Regions from separate parts of the Homo sapiens genome. Here region 1 is linked to region 2. Evidence: read pairs that join two places in POLR2A ChIA-PET (ENCODE). Cell type or tissue: MCF 10A. All regions are shown on one strand. Links, peaks and the distances in the headings refer to the core of each region. The heading gives the core; the rest is flanking DNA. Region 1 overlaps PRRX2 (paired related homeobox 2). Region 2 has its middle 19 kb from the start of TOR1B.

Evidence for each region. ChIA-PET counts read pairs that join two places held together with the same protein. Peaks named below come from ENCODE experiments on the same cell type or tissue, not always from the same donor. Only the 100,000 strongest peaks of a DNase experiment are listed, where the experiment ranks them.
Region 1: POLR2A ChIA-PET joins it to region 2 with 5 read pairs; 9 of 35 experiments call an interaction of 5 or more read pairs at or near these places.

The regions. Positions count from the first base shown.
Region 1 is chr9:129,695,734-129,712,223 of GRCh38, reverse strand. The region is part of intron 1 of PRRX2 (paired related homeobox 2); the gene reads right to left. Among named protein-coding and RNA genes, the nearest start is that of PRRX2-AS1, 15 kb to the left of the region's middle. In MCF 10A, for the core only: no CTCF peak of the experiment used is centred there; a DNase peak (open chromatin) is centred at 9,453.
Region 2 is chr9:129,782,809-129,785,308 of GRCh38, reverse strand. No RefSeq gene overlaps it. Among named protein-coding and RNA genes, the nearest start is that of TOR1B, 19 kb to the left of the region's middle. In MCF 10A, for the core only: a CTCF peak has its summit at 1,369 (motif pointing right); a DNase peak (open chromatin) is centred at 1,388.

The DNA of each region.
Region 1 (16,490 bases), core at 8,119-10,618, 81 kb after region 2:
AATAAGCAGCCCTCCTCACCACCCCCAACGTGATCTCTGCCAACAGGATCGCAAAAACAAACAACGGGTCCTTGGGACCTCGATGTGGATTTAACAAATTAACACTGGGCCTTCTCAGAGGAGCCTCGGAGCTGGAGAAATATTTACAGCCTGGAACGTCTTAGGCAAGAAGTGGAGGTGGGGTAGGGTGGAGAGGCCGTGGAGGCTTCGGTTTCCCCCTGAGATTTCTTGGTAGAGATTTGGGTTCCTTTGAAGGGCCCCTGGGAGAAGGGCTCAGACAGGAACTCTGAAACCACATCCTTAGCCACTGCCTGGCATCATCAGCAAGGACACAAGTGGCCCTGAGGGAGGCTTGAGGGAGGATTCTCACCTCCCCCAGTAAGGAATGGAAGGCAGTACCGCCTACTGGTTAAGGAGGTGGCCGGTCCGGGTCTGGCTCTCAGGCCGGTCCGCCTCACTAGCAGAGTGCCGTGGGTGAACCTTTAACCGCTCCCAGCCTCAAGAATCTCACCTGAGGCCGGGCGCCGTGGCTCATGCCTGTAATCCCAGCACTTTGGGAGGCCGAGGCGAGTGGAATGCCTGAGGTCAGGAGTTTGAGACCAGCCCGGCCAACATGGTGAAACCCCGGTCTCTACTAAAAGTACAAAAAAATTAACTGGGTGTGGTGGTGTGCACCTATAATCCCAGCTACTTGGGAGGCTGGGGCATGAGAATTGCTTAAACCCGGGAGGTGGAGGTTGCAGTGAGCCGAGATCATGTCACTGCACTCCAGCCTGGGCAACGAAGCAAGACTCTGTCTCAAAAAAAAAAAAAAAAAAAAAAAAGAGAATCTCACCTGAAAAATGGGAATAACAGGATCTACCTCATTTAACCCTCATAACAACCCAACACGGCTGGCTCCTAGTTCCATTTTACGTAGGAGGAAACTGAGGAACAGAGAGTTAAATGACATACTGATGCCACATGACCAGGAAAGACCAGAGCTGGGATTGGAACTCAGAGAGCAGCACACAGTCCGGGGTCTTAGCCACTTCCCCACACTGCTGCCTGAGTCACCTCGGCATGGGAAGCCAGCCCCAAGATCCTCGTGGTGCTGGGATTCTGGGGGTCTCCCTGGTGGCTTAACAGTGTATGGATCAACAAAAAGGAGGGAGGCTGAAGGCAACAGAAACATTCTTGGGGCTGCAGCATGTGGCTTCAGGCACACAGGCAGCAGGGCAGCGAGGATTAAGGATGTGTGCAGGCCCAGCCCCAAGCCCTGTGAGGGTGGGCCACAGTCAGGCCGGGCACAGAGAGAGCTCAACAACATGTGAAGACAGAAAAGAAGGAAGGGGAGAAGGGAGGATAGAGGAGAAGAAACATGGTCCCTGGGGCCTCATGGAGAAGGATCCCGGGGCTTCTAGGCTGTTCCAACCCCAGGAGTGCAGCCCTGCCCCAGCCAGCACCCCGACCAAGGGGCCCAAGAGCTGACTTTCGTTTTGTTTTGTTTTTTGAGATGGAGTCTCACTCTGTTACCAGGCTGGAGTGCACTGGCGCGATCTCTGCTCACTGCAATCTCCGCCTCCCAGGTTCAAACGATTCTCCTGCTTCAGCCTCCCGAGTAGTTGGGACTACAAGTGCCTGCCACCACACCCAGCTAATTTTTTGTATTTTTAGTAGAGACGGGGTTTCACCATGTTGGCCAGGATGGTCTCGATCTCTTGACCTTGTGGTCCACCCGCCTCAGCCTCCCAAAGTGCTGGGATTACAGGTGTGAGCCACCGCGCCCGGCCAAGCTAGCTTTCAATCAGGCCAAGCTGGCCTCAACCCCAGAAATTCAGGGACCAGGTGTAAGGCACAAAGGAGGGTCTTGGGTCCTCTGGTGCCAGTTACAAGGCACAGGTCCATCTTCACCTCCCTGGACCATTGCTGGATGGGGCCACCTAGGCCACTCCAGTAGGCAGAGCCAGGGCAGGTGGCCTCAGGGCTGCCCGGCCGCTGTTCCAGGTCCCTGCCTCTTTGGGGTCACTGCTTGCATCACACACACCACGCCCTCTCACCATGGACCCCTGCCTGAGCTGGCAACGTCTCCTCCCTCTCTTGCTCACTTTCAGGTCTCAGCAGAGATGCCTCCTCCTCCAAGAAGCCCTCCTGGACCCACAGGCTTAAGCTCCCAAAAAGCCCTGTGCCTCTCCCATTGTAGCTCTGTTATACTGTAGGGTAAGTGTGGGGTCATCGGTCCAGTAGGGGCTGGGACTTACTGTTTTCTGTCTCCTTGGAATGCATCACAGGGGCTGGCACAGGGAACCTCTCATCAATCTGTGTTGAGTGCTGAGTGTTGAGTGAAGGGGAGGCATGGGAAGGGCCGGGTGAGCCTGCAGAGCCCGCCCTCCTGTGCAGGGGTCTAGGTTCCTCCCCTGGAGCCATGGAGGCCTGGTGAGGACACGTCCTCCGAGTGAGGAAGAGGCTGGGGGAGGCCGGCCACCACCAGCCACTGCCCTGCCACACTTTTAAGAATGTTTCACCTCATTAATTTTGAACAAAAACCCGTGACGCTGACACATTTTTATAGCTACCAGCCTGGAGAAGGAGAAACACATCCCGGGAAGGAAGGTGATGATGGAAGCCGCAGTGGGGCCCGAGGAGTCAGACAGGTCCCCAGGGGGCCCCATCCCATGGCTTCCCCGGCCTCGGCACAGCACACAAGAGCGAGAGGCATGGGCCACCCAACCTGGGACTGCCGTGCTCTGACCTGCTCCCAGCCCTGGGGGCCGGTAGCCAGTGTGGCTGCAAGAATGGTGGCTAGTGTGGCCTCCGCAGGCTCAGGATGACCCTGGAGTTTGGAGGAGGCTGGAGGAGGTTCCCTCATGTCCCCCACAAACCTCAGCAGAGCCCTGCTTGGAGGCAGTTGCGGTGTATCTGGGTCTCTCTGGGGTCGGGAGCCTCACCCCTAAATACATGACATGCACACATTTCCATGGGGCCACCAGACCCACAAGAAAGCGGAGGGGCCAGTGACCCAGCAGGAGCTGCCCCTGGAAGGGAGCACAAGCACCTTCCCACCTCTGGGCCTTGGTATCTGCTGTTCCCTCTAGCTAGGGCACCCTTCCCCCATCCCCACCGCACTGGCTAAAGCTGACCCAGCCCTGGATTTCAGCCTACATGCCCAGCCCTGAGAGGCCTTCCCGGCTCCCATACAAGCGCAGGTCTCCTTGTTATGGACTCCTAGGCCTTCTCCCTCTCCTGCACATCTGCAATTAACTAAAACAGAGAAATGACGTGTTTGGGTTATCTGCTTCATGCCTGTCTATCCCACATTTGACTCTAAGATCCAGACGGGCAGGGCCTGGGTTTTCCTTGTCAATGCTGTATCCCCAGGACCAGGCAAGAAGTTTGGTTTCAAAAATATTTCTGAATGAATGACTATGTAAATGAAGGAGCGGCTCACTCCAGAAAAGGATCTGAAGTCTCAACTTCCAAAGCCAGGTCCCTTTATCTTCAAAAGGGCCAGACGATGGCTGTTAGATGTGACATCAAAAACACAAGCAACTACAGAAAAAAAGATAAATGGAACTTCATGAAAACTAAACAGTTTTGTAACTGTTATAACCATTAAGAAACTGAAAAGACAACCCACAGAATAGAAAAATTATTTACACATTACATATTTGGTAAGGGACTTATGTTTAGAAAATATAAAGAACCCTTACAGCTCAATAAAAAGACAAATATCCCAATTTAAAAATGAGTGAAGGATTTGAGTAGACATTTCTCTAAAGAAAATACACAAATGACCAATAGGCAGAAAGACGCTCAAAATCATCAGCCAGCAGGGAAATGCAAATCAAAACCATGATGAGACAGACTTCACACCCACTAGGATAGTTAGAATCAAAAGACAGATAACGGCCGTGCATGGTGGCTCAGGCCTGTTTAAGCCCAGCACTTTCAGAGGCCGAGGCAGGTGGACTGCTTGAGGTCAGGAGTTCGAGACCAGCCTGACCAACATGGTGAAACTCCGTCTCTATTGAAAATACAAAAATTAGCCAGGCGTGGTGGCAGGTACCTGAAATCCCAGTTACTCGGGAGGCTGAGGCAGGAGAATGGCTTGAACCTGGGAGGTGGAGGTTGCAGTGAGCCGAGATCACGCACTGCACTCTAGCCTGGGCAACAGAGCGAGACTCCAGTAGGCTGAGCCAGGGCAGGTGGCCTGATAACACCAAGTGCTGGCCAGGAAGTGGAGAAACTAGAACCCTCATACACTGCTGGTGGGAATGCAAGGTACAGCTGCTGTGGAAAACAGTCTGGGAGTTGCTCACAAGGTGAAACATAGACTTACCATCTGACCCAGCAATTCCACTCTTAGGTACAGACGCAGGAGAAATGAAACATGTGTCCACACAAAAACCTGTACACAATGACATATGTCCATAGCAGCATTTTTTTTTTTTTTTGAGACACAGTCTCCCTCTGTCACCCAGGCTGGAGTGCAGTGGCACGATCTCGGCTCACTGCAACCTCCTCCTCCTGGGTTCAAGCAATTCTCCTGCCTCAGCCTCCCTGGTAGCTGGGACTACAGGCGCACATCACCGTACCGGGTTAATTTTTGTATTTTTAGTAGAGACGGGGTTTCACCATGTTGGCCAGGCTGGTCTCGAACTCCTGACCTCAGGTGACCCACCAGACCAGCCTTGGCCTCCCAAAGTACTGGGATTACACGTGTGAGCCACCGCGCCCGGCCATAGCAGCATTATTTATAATAGCCAAAAAGTGAAAGCAACCCACATGTCCTTCAACTGGTGAATGAATAAATAAAATGTGGCCCATTCATGCAATGGAATAGTATTCAGCAATAAAAATAAATGAAACACTTAGAGATGGTAACTGTGGGTTAACCTTGAAAACATGATGCTAAATCAAAGCAGCCAGCCAGAAGGGAATATATAGTGCATGATTTCTTTTATTTATTTATTTATTTATTTTTTGAGACAGAATCTCACTCATTATGTTGCCCAGGCTGGAGTGCAGTGGCGCCATCTCAGCTCACTGCAACCTCTGCCTCCTGGGTTCAAGCGATTCTCCTGCCTCAGCTTCCCAAGTAGCTGAGATTACAGGTGCCAGCCACCATGCCTGGCTAATTTTTGTATTTTTAGTAGAGATGGGGTTTCACCATGTTGGCCAGGCTAATCTCGAACTCTTGACCTCAAGTGATCTGCCCGCCTTTGCCTCCCAAAGTGCTGGGATTATAGGCGTGAGCCACTGCACCAGGCCCTAGTGAATGATTTCTTTTATATGAAATGTCCAGAATAGGCAAATCCATAGAGATGGAGGTAGACTGGCAGCTGCTGGGGCTGGGGGGACTGCAGTGAGGATGCTGGAGAGTGACAGCTAAAAAGTGCAGGGCTTCTTTTGGGGGTATGAAAATGTTTTAATATTTATTGTGATGATGGTTGTACAACTGAATATACTAAAAAATCACTGGACTGCACATTTTATCTTTCTAATTTAATTTTATTTTTTGAGATGGTCTTCCTCTGCACTCAGGCTAGAGTGCAGTTTTGCGATCATGGCTTACTGCAGCCTCGAACTCCTAGGCTCAAGTGATCCTCCCACCTCAGCCTCCCCAGTAGCTGGAACTACAGGCATGCGCCACCATGCTCAAATAATTATTTTTTTTTTTTTGAGATGGAGTTTCACTCTGTCGCCCAGGCTGGAGTGCAGTGGCGTGAACTTGGCCCACTGCAACCTCCGCCTCCCAGGTTCAAGCGATTCTCTTGCCTCAGCCTCCCGAGTAGCTGGGATTACAGGCGCATGCCACCACGTCTGTTAACTTTTGTATTTTTGGTAGAGACAGGGTTTTACCGGGTTGCTCCTGACCTCAAATGATCTGCCCCCCTCGGTCTCCCAAAGTGCTGGGATTACAGGTGTGAGCCACCGCGCCTGGGAAAAAAAAATTTTTGTGTAGAGATGGGAGTCTCACTATGTTGTCCAGCCTGGTCTCAAACTCATGGCCTCAAGTGATCCTCCTACCTTGGCCTCCCAAAGCACTGGGATTATAGGTGTGAGCCACCACATCCGGCCCTGGACTGTGCACTTTAAATGGGTGATTGTACAGTATGTGAAATATACGAAATAAAATTATTCCTAAAAACACACAGAAAAAGGAGGTGGTGTCAAGAGAAGCATTGAGATTGGAGAGAATGGCAAGCAAAGGATATCTCCTGAGTCTCTGGGGGTGCCACAGGTAGTGAGGTGACAGGGGGTGAGGAGTGAGGTGGGCTGGGGTGCCGGGGAGGCCCCAAGAGGTCAGGGGCCTCTGGGTTAGGGTCTTTGGGGAACCCTCAGTGAGAGAGCCAGCAGGAGTGGCTCTTGAACTCCTGACCTCAGGCGATCCACCTGCCTCGGCCTCCCAAAGTGCTGGGATTACAGGCATGAGCCACCGTGCCCAGCCAGGGAGTGGCTCTCGCACAGAATGTCCCCATGCGGCCGGGTCACAGCAGCAGGCTAACGGTAGCGGGGAGCCAGGGTTGGGGACAGGTGAGGCCAAAAGTTCTTCTGAGCCCAGGATCCTTGAGAAAAGGAGTCTTCAGGGCCAGGCACAGTGGCTCGTGCTTGTAATCCCAGCACTTTGGGAGGCCGAGGCGGGCAGATCACCAGAGGTCAGGAGTTCAAGACCAGTCTGGCCAACATGGTGAAACCCTGTCTCTACTAAAAATACAAAAATTAGCCGGGCATGGTGGCACCTGCCTGTAATCCCAGCTACCCGGGAGGCTGAGGCAGGAGAATTGCTTGAACCCGGGAGGCGGAGGTTGCCGTGGGCCAGGATCAAGCCACTGAACTCCATTTGCCTCCTGTTCACAGGCAATCAAAGGGCCAGGGGGGCCAAGGCCAGATGCAGCCGAGTGGCTCTGAGGCCCTGGCTCCCCAGCGTGGCCCTAGCAGGAGCCTCCCCTCATATCCCTCAGCCCCTGCGTTTTGGTGCCTGACTACCTCCCTCTGCACTAGGAGCTGGGGGTCCCAAGTCCAGCTCAGTCTCTCTATTCCTGAGACCCCAAAACTAAGCTCTAGAGAGGGGGGCACCTGTTGGAATGGGGTGCGGGGTGGGTGGGAGGCAGGGAGTCACCCAGGAGGAAGGGGAGCAGCCCTCTGCTCGAAATTTGGTCTAAGAGAGGGGTTCATGTCTGTCCCGTCTGGTTTTAATCTAAGGTTGATGGCCAAATGCCAGGTTTATTGTAAAGCCTACATTTTAATAAGGCGCTGGTATCGGGAGGAAAGCTGCCCTCGTTAACTGTTTCCAGACCACGATGAAGTTTTCTGCTCAGGGCCCAAGGTGGGTTTTTCTCTCCCATTTAAGAGCTCCTGGGCCTCCTAAAGCCCAGAGCCAGTTGGGAACTTGGGGTGAGGGCTGGGGCCCAGGCACAAAGATGTTGACTTCGTGTGGCTTGGTTTTGCAACAAACCTGCAAACAGCTCTGCGGTCTCAAACCTGTCATTCTTGTCGTCTCGAGGACTCAGGGTCTGAAGGGACTTTAGAGGTCATCTGTCAAGACCCCTCATTTTGCTGATAGGAAAACTGAGGCCTGGAGGGGCAGTGACTCGGCCACGCACTCACAGCAAGGCAGTGGAACCCCAAGTTCTGTCTGCTGAGATGTGCTGCCTGCAGACACACATGCGCTTCCTTCCTGCTCCCATCTCTGTTCCCGGGTTTCCTGGGAGGATGCAGGAGAGAATATTCCCAACCCAGCAATTGGGTTAGGGGGGCTACCAGCAGCCCACCCAGATAGCAAACGCCTGCCTGCCCTGAGCATCTGAGAATGAGAAAAATTGCCCCCGTGTGTCCTCAGACAAGAGGTCTCTCCTCTTGGATTCTTGGTTTCACCATCTGTATTGGGACAAAACAGTATCTCTCCCTCCCTCTCAGGTGGCTCAGTGAGGATGGCGTGGCCCAGGGCTCTCCCAAGGACATGCTTAACGTGGTGCTCCAGAAATGACTGCTAACCCCACTATTATTCATCCCATATGAAGGCTAGGCCTGGCCTGGTGGTTCTTCCCCACTTTAATCATGAACCCCCCTTGAGAACTCTGAGGAACTCTACGAACCATTCCCTAGAAAAACACAGGCGTGCAGAAAAGTTTGCATGCAATGTTGTACGGAGAGGTGGTTCACACACTTTGAATCCTGTCCACAGACCCCACCCTAAAGCACCAGCTCCATGGAAAGTCAGTTCTCTCTGTCCTGGAAGAACCTGCCCCTCTGCCCCCTCTTGGGGTCCCCTGGCCAGCCCTTCATGGCGAGCAGCCCAGACAAGGGCAGTGCCTGCGAGGCTGACGGGACCTGCCGTGCCCCTGGCTCTGGGCAGTGCTGCATTCCCAGAGAGGCTCAACTTTAAACATCGCTGGAGGTTTCTATGACCCATTTGTGAGTTCCGGGCAGTGCTGGAAAATGTGAGTCTGAGCCTTGCTCGGCAAAGCTCCAATGGCGTCCTGAGTGTTTCTGCCGCGCCCCTCACCGCAGCATGGGACTGTGGTGAGGCGAGAAGGACTTCTTCCACACCCTTAATTTTTTTTCTTTTTTGGTTTCCATTTAACCCACTTTATTATGCGCCTGGCACTGGGTTATGGAGCCCTGCGTCGTACAATGCAGAGGGTACTGTTATTAAGCCCTGTTCACAGTCAGGGGCAATGAGATTCAGAGAGGTAAAGTACCAAACCCAGGTACCACTGCCAGTGATCAGGGGTGATTTATGTCCAGACTCTGTCCCCAAAGTGGCTGGTATCTGGATGAAAGCTGCCCTTGGAAAAGTTAACCATTTCCAGACCAGGCGAAGTTGCTGCTAAGGGTCCCATGTGGGAAATGAGCTCTTCCCCATTTAAGAGCTCCTGGGCTGCTCATAGTCTGCAGCCAGGACCTGCAGGGAAGCCAGGGCAAGTGCTGGTGGCCAGGCGCAGAGACCGTTCAGACTCCTGCGGCTTAATTGGCCACCCCTCTCTACCCGAACAAGTCGGAATGCTCGGCCCACACCCACCCACCTGGCTCCCCTGCTATGTCTCAGCCTCCACCAGGTACCCACCAGCTGCTGTGCCCCACCCAGGACAGCCTCACCAGTGGGGTGCATGCTCAGAGTCTGGGCACGGGGCCATCTTCGACATCTCCAGCATGTTTCCAATCACATCCTCACACAACAGCCAACCCTGGCTCTAGAAAATTCTCCATTACAGTAGGTCCTAGTCCACCTCCCTGTGGTCCCCACGACATGCTGTGTTTACACTTTGAAGGGCAGCACACAGGACTCTATTCCTCAACGACCCCCTTGCTAGCCTCTGAGGGCAGCTGTTCTGGTGATTTCAGCCACAGCTCTGGGAGCTGCCCCGCCCCCCTTGCCACACTTTGCCACGTGAAGAGGCTGGCACCACATCTTCCGCATTTCTTAAAAGGGAGTCCACTGACAATTTGCCTGGGAATTCCCCGGGAAGCTTGTTAAAGCCAGACACTCCCATCTCAAGGGTCCAGCTGGGAATCTGCAGTAGACACTCCCTCACCCGCAAGTTCAGGAACCACAAGCTTCAGAGCAGACATCTGGGAATGACATGGCTCAGACTGAAAGACACCAGTCCACACTCTAGCTCTGTACCGTCCAACGTGGGAGCAACGAGCTGCACGTGGCCATCTCAATGAAATTCTCACTGATTAAAATGAAATAAAAATACAAATTCCATTCCTCAGTCGAACAGGCCACATTTCAAGGGCTCAATATCCACACATGGCCAGTGGCCGCCACATTGGACAGCACAGATAGGAAACATTTTCATCATCACAGAGAGTTCTAGAAAGTTTTTTTTTTTTTTTTGAGACGGAGTCTCGCTCTGTCGCCCAGGCTGGAGTGCAGTAGCGCGATCTCTGCTCATTGCAAGCTCCGCCTCCCGGGTTCACGCCATTCTCCTGCCTCAGCCTCCCGAGTAGCTGGGACTACAGGCGCCCACCACCATGCCCAGCTAATGCTTTTGTATTTTTAGTAGAGACAGGGTTTCACCGTGTTAGCCAGGATGTTCTCGATCTCCTGACCTCGTGATCCACCCGCCTCAGCCTCCCAAAGTGCTGGGATTACAGGTGTGAGCCACCGCGCCTGGCAGTCGTAGAAAGTTTTGAGACGGAGTTTCACTCTGTCGCCCAGGCTGGAGTGCAGTGGTGCGATCCTGGCTCAGGGCAGCCTCTGCCTCCCGGGTTCAAGCGATTCTCCTGCCTCAGCCTCCTGAGTAGCTGGCATTACAGGCACCCGGCATCAGGCCTGACTAATTTTTTTGTATTTTTAGTATGGATGGGGTTTCACCATGTTGGCCAGGCTGGTCTCCAACTCCTGACCTCAAGTGATCCGCCTGCCTTGGCCTCCTAAAGTGTGGGATTACAGGCGTGAGCCACTGCGCCTGGCCTAAGGACATTTGAAAGGAAAAAAATCTCCTACAAATCCCACGACAACAGCATATCTGTTTAATTCTTTGCATACTTTTTGTTGCATGTCCACATGTATCTAGCTATCACATGACTCCATTTACAGTGTGCATGAATATCATTTTCTGTTTTGGATGGGGCATGGATTAAGAGCCTAGGATTGTGATCAGACACACCCAGGGATGCTGCGTATGGTTGCACAGGCTGTGCACTGTACAACTTCAGGGGTGCCATTCCCACAGACTCCAGTGTGACTGGTGTCCCCTGCAGTTATGCAGTGGACAACCTGCCCAACCATATCCCGCTTTCCTGGAAATAGCTGCATTCTGGTTCTGGCTTTCCATGCCAGCTCTGTGAGCTCTGTGAGACTCAGTGTCCCCACTGTAAGTGGGAACAGCAACACCTAAAGTGCCTCGACAATACCTGGCACCCAGTTAGTGGTCAAGTAACATCAGCTATCGCGTTGGTGACTGCCATGACCTCACCATTTTATGAAGCGAAGTCAATGTGATGGTGCAGGTAGACTGCTTCCCGCTGTGAGCGACACACAGTGAACGATGGTCCCTCAAGCTCCATCCTAAACCCTCTGCTCTGTTTCCTATCTTCTTCCTCACGTTAGTGTGAGCGGCTGCATCACTTCCCCTAGTGGGGATGCCAAAACGGCCTCACAGCCCTTCCCCTCTTGTGGGATATTTAGGTCTCTTGCGATTTTCCTCTATTGTAAACACTGTGAAAAATGTCTCATTTCTTTGTCCTTCTGCTGGATTTCAAGACCCCAAATCCTTCACATAAGTTCTTCCAACAGCGCTCTCCTCTCCAGAAGGAACCTTTTTGCTACCAAGTTGGTCAGAACAGGCCAGCCCACAAAAGGTGGCGTACTGGCTAAGCACCGTGGCTCACGCCTGTAATCCCAGCACTTTGGGAGGCTGAGGCGGGTGGATCGCTTCAGGCCAGGAGTTTGGGACCAGCCTGGACAACATGGCAAAACCCCCACCTTTACAAAAAATTAAAACATTAGCCGGGCATGGTGGCACGCACCTGTAGTCCCAGCAACTCAGGAGGCTGAAGTGGGAGGATCACTTGAGCCCGGGAGATGAAGGTCACAGTGAGCCACAATTGTGCCACTGCACTCCAGCCTGGGTGACAGGTTCAGACCCTGTCTCAAAACAACAATAACGGCCAGGTGTGGCTCTGCAATCCCAGCACTTTGGGAGGCGGAGGCGGGCAGATCACTTGAAGGCAGGAGTTCAAGACCAGCCTGGCCACCATGGTGAAACCCCGTCACTACTAAAAATACAAAAATTAGCCGGGCTTGGTGGCATGTGCCTGTACTCCCAGCTACTCAGGAGCCTGAGGCAAGAGAATCGCTTGAACCTGGGAGGCGGAGAGCCGAGATTGCGCCACTGCACTCCAGCCTGGGCGACAGAGCGAGGCTTCATCTAAAAAAAAAAAAAAAGCCAACAACAACAACAAACCAAAAAAAAATACAGCACCCCACTGAGGAAGAGCTGGACCCTGGCGGCAGGCTGCCTAAGTTCAAATCCCAACTTCACTGCTGTGTGACCCTGAGGAAGTTACAACCTCTCTGTGCTTCAGTTATCCCATCCAGAAAATGGGGATAACAAGATCTTCCTCCCAGAGTTGTTGTGAAAATTAAATGAAAGAATATATATATAAGGTTCTTAAAGCAGTGCCTGGCACGTAGTAAGTGCTAAATCACGTTAGCCATTAGTATATTTATCTGGAGTTAGGTGCGTGTGCGTTCCCCTCCCACACTTGCTGTATATTGGCTGTGCAGCTTTGAGGCAATTTACTGAACCTCTCTAGACCTCGGTTTGTAACTGTCTGGTGGAGACTTGGGATGCTGAGAGGCAGAAGCAACCATGTGCCTGGCACGCTGAGGTCTCTCTCCTGAACAGCTGCTGTCGGTGCCTCAGAGACCAAGTTCTCTGCTCCCTGGGACACTTCCTCCCCAAAGCTTGCACTGACACACACAGAGCAGAGGCTGCCCTGAAGGTGCCCAAGGAAAGAATTCATCCTTCGTGGATGCTTCCCAGAAAGCTGGGCTGGACCATGTAGAAAGCCATGGCACAGTCACACACTGGATATTCTTTATTCCGGGCGGATGCATAGCAGGTCCTCAATAAATACTGAATGAATATGTAAGTGAATGAATGAATGGATTTTGGCTCCTGATGGGAACATAATCTCAATTCTCTGCTTGCCCAAACACCTGAAAATTTGTATGCACTATACACCATTACAAGCCTTCTCACTTCTGGACCCTCCTATCTGCAGAAACTAATATATTGATGGATATATGTATACACACACACACACACACACACACACACACACATATATATATTTTTTTTGAGACAGAGTCTTGCCCTGTTGCCCAGGCTGCAGTGCAATGGCGTGATCTCGGCTCACTGCAACTTCCACCTCCTGGGTTTAAGTGTTTCTCCCACCTCAGCCTCCCAAGCAACTGGGATTACAGGTGCGCACCACCACGCCCAGCTAATTTTGTGTGTATATATTTTAGACGAGGTTTCACCATGTTGGCCAGGCTGGTCTCGAACTCCTGACCTCAAGTGATCTGCCCACCTTGGCCTCCCAAAGTTCTGGGATTATGGGCGTGAGCCACTGCGCCCAGCCTATTGATGGATTTTTTTAATTGACAGGCCAGAGCATGGGCTAGGGAAATCACCTCCCACAGGGAAATGCTTCAGCCTGGCTTTGCTGGTGCTCATAGTCAGAGGAACAGGCACAGCGGCCTTCCTGTGGGGAAGGGCCTCCAGCATGCCCTGGGAGGGAAGGGACAGTCAGGCTATCCTGATGGCCCTCCAGCTGGGCCAGCATCCTCCCTCTACTTCCTAGAGTTTAGGAACGAACCACCTTGTTTCCTGAGCCTCCAGACACCAGGAAGATTTGATCCCAAGCCCAAGGTTTCATCTCTGGAGTCCAGCAGGCAGGGTGGGAATCCTACCTTCTCCACATCCCAGCTCTGTGACTTTGAGCCTGTGACCGCTCCTCTCTGGGCCTGTTTCCCTGTGAAGTGGGCCCATAGGGCCTCAGATGGGATGGTAGTGACGTGAGGTAGTGACGTGAGGGGGCGTCCACCCAGTACTGACAAATGGCCAAAGCCTTGGCTGCCCAGTCTGGGTTGTCTCAACCTCTGCCCACACGCGCCTAGCAGGGATTAGTCTCTGAGTTGATGTGCATGGCTGACACCCCCACCCTACCCAGCATCCCAGCTCCCCTTTTCCGGAACAAGGAAGGCAGGCGTGGCGGGAAAAACCCGCTCTTGCCACGTGTGTTTCACCAAACACCCTCCTCCCGATCATGGGGAAGGGCTGCACACCAGGGGGAACTCGGGGAACTGCTGAGTCCCAAGCCCTGGGCAAGCCCTCTTCTCTGCAGCCAGACTGGGTTGGCCTGGCCCAGCCCGGCCTGGCAGCACCACCGCCTGGTCTTACGCTTCCTTTTGGTGGAGAACCATGGAGACAGAGCCTAAGTGCCCCCGCCCCCCCCCCCCCCCGCCCCATCCAACCACCCATTTCTCCTAAGCTCCCCTGCTGGGAGCTCCCAGCTCCACTGCTCACTTTATAGGCCCTGCGAGGGGGCCCAGAGAGCTGAAGGGGCTGGTCCAGAAAGGCAGAGCACCCCGAAGCTGCCTGGGGACGGGAAGGCTCGGTGCTGACAGCAGCCAGGACCAGGGACCACCTTGTGGTTAAGACAGATTTGGTGCGGAGCTGGGACCGGCCTCAATGAAGCCCTTGTACTCACCCAGTGGGTGAAAAGCCCCCTTCCGAATCCCGGCGCTTAAAACCCTCCAACCTCCACGCTCCCCTCCCCCACCCACATTTTGGCGTTTCTCGCATGCCCCAAAGGCCTCATCTTAGGGGAAGCTCTGACTCAGAATTTTGAAAAATCTTACGCACAAACTTAGGAAAACAAACTTCGGGGGGCGGGGAAGCGTCCCCAGCCCTTTGTGGGGTGGAGACAGCGGGGGCGCTAGCAGGGGGGCAGGTTTCTGAGAAGCCATCTTTCCCTCCCCCGGGACAGGGCCGAGGGGCGAGGCGGACCCCACCCGTCTCGTGGGTGGCTTTCCCATCTGGACGGGGAGCTGGCTTGCTGGGCGGGGGTCTCCCCTCCGCACGCGCGGGTCTGGGGTCGGTCCGAAATCCAGGGGATGCCAGGGCCGGCGCGCCAGCCGCCGCCGCCCAGCCCGGCCATGTGCGCGCCAGCCAGTGCGTGCGAGCGCGCCGCGCTGGTGGCGGCCAGAGCGGCGCCGCGGCACATCTGGTTCCAGACGAGCCCCTGGCGCCTGCCTCGCCGCAGTCCCGCGGCCCAGACACACAGACGTTAATAGATCCCGCGCCCAGCCCCGCGCTGCCCGCGCCGCCGCCGCCCAGCTGCTCCGAGGGTGCGCGCCCCGGCCGGGCGGGAGGGGGCACGGCCTAGGGGAGGGGGAGCGGGACGCAGCGCTCCCCTGCAGCCCAGCCAGCTCCCTCCTCGCCTTCCTTCCAGCTCAGACACCTCCCTCTCCACTCCCGCTCTCCAGGCAGGTCCCGGGTGGGAGCCAGGACTGACTGCTCTTTCCTATCCTGGCACCGAGTGCAAGGGAATCCAACCCCCGATTAGTGACAAAGGCAGTTCCTACGTGTCCAGCTCCGGCCAAGGCCAAGGCTAAGGGCCAGGCCGGGCCGGGCGCCTATGGGCGTGTCTCCACACACGGTAACCCTATGAGGCAGGTACTGCTGCTACCGTCCCCGTTTAACAGTCGGGATAACCGAGACTAGGGAGGGAGGTCAGTCGCCCAAGGTCACACAGCGAGAAAGCTGCAGAGCGGCCATTCAGCTGGTCTATCGGACTCTGGCCCCAGGGGGGTCCGCGCTGCACCCCCTCTTCAACTGCTAGCCCACACACCTGGAACTCAAAGTCACCTTCACCCGGGGCGCCCCTCCCTTGCCCTCCCTCTGTCAGGGACCCCCTCTGCACCTGCAACCTTGATCCCTTAGCGAGGGTCCTCCCACCCAAGCATCTGGGGAAAGTGAAGCTTTGTGGGGACTCTGCAGGAATTTGCCCAGCTCCTTTCCCTTGGCAAGGCGGCAAGACAGCTGCTTATTTGGAATCCACCCCTTATCAAACCGGGAACCGAGGGTAGCTTTGCTTTATAAAATGTATTTTTTAAAAATTATTATTACTATTATTTTTTTCGAGACAGGGTCTAACTCTGTGGCGCAGGCTGGAGTGCAGCGGCGCGATCTGGGCTCCGCTGCAGCCTTGAACTCTCAGGCTTAAGCGATCCTCCCACCTGAGCCTCTAGAGTAGCTGAAATTACAGGCGCCCACTACCACGCCTGGCCAATTTTTGTATTTTTTGTAGAGACGGGGTTTCACCATGTTGCCCAGGCTGGTGCCTAACCCCTGGGCTCAAGCGATCCATCCGCCTCAGCCTCCCAAAGTGCTGGGATTCCAGGCGTGAGCCACCGTGCCCAGCCAAGGTGCCCTGCTTTAGAAGTACCATTCTACTATTCAGGGGTATGTGGCTTGTTTTCGTTTTGAAAAGGGGGCTGTGAGCATTAGGACCCCCCACACTAGATTCCATGATAATACATCTGAGTCTTAGCCAGTTGGTGAGTGGAGGTGGGTTTTGTCTTCCTCCCTTTCTCTCCTTCTGTGACTCCCTACCCCACCTTTCTTTTTTTTTTCGTTTTCTTTCTTTTACTGTGGACTTTAGCTCCTATGGGCTAAGCATGTGTGCTTGCAAATTCCAAGTAATTTGTTGGCTCCAGATTAAACTTCAGCTTTCCGCCTTCTCAGAGGGGGCTTTATAAGGAAATGGGGCCACATCAAAGTGCCATGTTCACCCTTAAAATGGGAGAAGAGTGTTTTTTTCTGAGCTGCTTACATGACAGCAGAGGTTCTGTTTAGAACTTTCCCGTTAATGCTCTCTGAATTCACTTGTGGGGGCTTGTTAACTTGGGCTGTCAGAAATTCTGGATTTTAGAAAAAAAACTCACTTTTAAAAAGTTCCCCGCCTAAAGGTAGTGAGGCCCA
Region 2 (2,500 bases), core at 1-2,500:
CTACCTCCGCCTCCCGGGAAAAAACGATTGTCATGCCTCAGCCTCTCGGGTAGCTGGAATTACAGGCATGAGCCACCACGCCCAGCTAATTTTTGTATTTTTAGTAAAGACAGGGTTTCATCATGTTGGCCAGGCTGTTCTTAAACTCCTAGCCTCAAGTGATCTGCCTGCCTTGGCCTCCCAAATTGCTGGAATTACAGGCATAAGCCACAATGCCTGGCCTATTTACATATTAAAAATGCAGCATGCCGGGTGCGGTGGCTCACGCCTGTTATCCCAGCACTTTGGGAGGCCAAGGTGGGTGGATCACGAGGTCAGGAATTCAAAACCAGCCTGGCCAAGATGGTGAAACCCTGTCTCTACTAAAAATACTAAAAAGTAGCCGGGCCTGGTGGCGGGTGCCTGTAATCCCAGGTACTCGGGAGGCCAAGGCAGGAGAGTCGCTTGAACTCAGGAGGCAGAGGTTGCAGTGAGCCAAGATTGCACTATTGCACTCCAGCCTGGGTGACAGAGCGAGACTCCATCTCCAAAAAAAAAAACAAAAACAAAAAACAACACAGCACCCTATCCATTTTTATGGACACATAATACATGTGTAGCTGAAGTAAAAACTAAACACAAAAAGGAACTGATATTTAAGCATATCCTGAGAGTGACAAAATTTTTTAAAAAAAGGAATTGATATACTTCAACTTAGACATGGAGATAACTTTTGGAGAGGAATCCCAAAGTGATGGGGCTTGAAGTTTTAGTTTTATTAAAGATATAGAGATCTAGGCCAGGCACGGTGGCTCATGCCTGTAATCCCAGCACTTTGGGAGGCTGAGGCAGGAGGATCACTTGAGTCCAGGAGTTCAAGCCCAGCCTGGGCAACGTAACAAGACCCTGTCTCTACAAAAAATACAAAAATTAGCTGGGTATGGTGTTGCGCGCCTATAGTCCCAGCTACTCGGGAAGTTGAGGTGGGAGGACTGCTTGAGCCCGGGAGGTTGAGGTTGCAGTGAGCTGTGATGGCACCACTGCACTCCATCCTGGGCAATAAAGCGAGACCCTCTCTCAAAAAAAAAAAAAAAAAAGAGATTTGAAGCAAATATAGTAAAATGCAAAATGTAATCTCTGCTAAATCTGGGTGGAGAGTATGTTCTCTCCTCTATCTTTGATGAAATAGTTGATAATTAAATGAAAAAGTTAAGATGGTCTCTAGAGGGATAGCTTACACACATCAGGAGAATCTGGCCTTTGGTAACCTGAAGAGTGTTGCTATTTTTGCCGGTGAGAGAAGGGCTAGAAAGCATCCATTTCTCCCCAACCGTGCCTCGCCAGGGGCTTGGCCGAGGGAGCCTGGGGTACTTCCCTAATCTAACCACTAGATGGGGCCAGTACTACGGGTTAGAAATGGGGAGACCCGAGGGAGGGCTGTGGGATCCTTCTAGCAACTTGACACAAGGAAGAATCAGTTTTTGCAAGAAACAGAGGATGATAATTTACTTGAGAACATGAGAGACAGGTAAAGGTAGAAAAACAGCAGTCACAGCTGGGTGCGGTGGCTCACGCCGGTAATCCCAGCACTTTGTGGGGCTGAGGAGGGCATATTGCTTGAGTCCAGGAGTTCGAGACCAGCCTGGGCAACATAGCAAGACCCCTGTCTCTACAAAAAATAAAATATTACCTGGGCCTGGTGGCATGGTGCCTGTAGTCCCAGCTACTCTGGAGGCTGAGGCAGAAGATTCATTTGAACCCAGGAGTTTGAGGCTGCAGTGATCCACAATCGTGCCACTCCAGCCTGGACAACAGAGTGAAACTGTCTTGAAAAAAAGAAAATGAAAAAGAAAAACAGGAGTCAGGTAACAAAAGAACCCCTAGTTAAAGTAGCAATATCATTCAATACCATTCACAGGTATTGGTAAAGTACCTATTTTCTTTTTTTTTTCCTTTTTTTTTTTTTTTTTTGAGACAGAGTCTCGCTCTGCTGCCCAGGCTGGAGTGCAGTGGCGCAATCTTGGCTCACTGTAAGCTCCACCTCCCGGGTTCTCGCCATTCTCCTGCCTCAGCCTCCCGAGTAGCTGGAACTACAGGCACCCACCACCATGCCTGGCTAATTTTTTGTATTTTTAGTAGAGACGGGGTTTCACCGTGTTAGCCAGGATGGTCTCGATCTCCTGACCTCGTGATCCGCCCGCCTCGGCCTCCCAAAGTGCTGGGATTACAGGCGTGAGCCACCGCACCCGGCCAAAATACCTATTTTCTAGTCTCCTAAGTTACCCGAGATGCAGTTGTTAAGCATTAAAACAGATGCCAACAGGGGTTCAGGGAAATTCCAGTTTCTATCCCTTTGGGTTTTTTGTTTTGTTTTGTTTTGTTTTTGAGATGGAGTCTCGCTCTGTCGCCCAGGCTGGAGTGCAGTGGCGTGATCTCGGCTCACTGCAACCTCAGCCTCCAGGGTTCAAACGATTCTCCTGCCTCAGCCTCTCAAGTAGCTGGAATTACAGGCGCATGACAC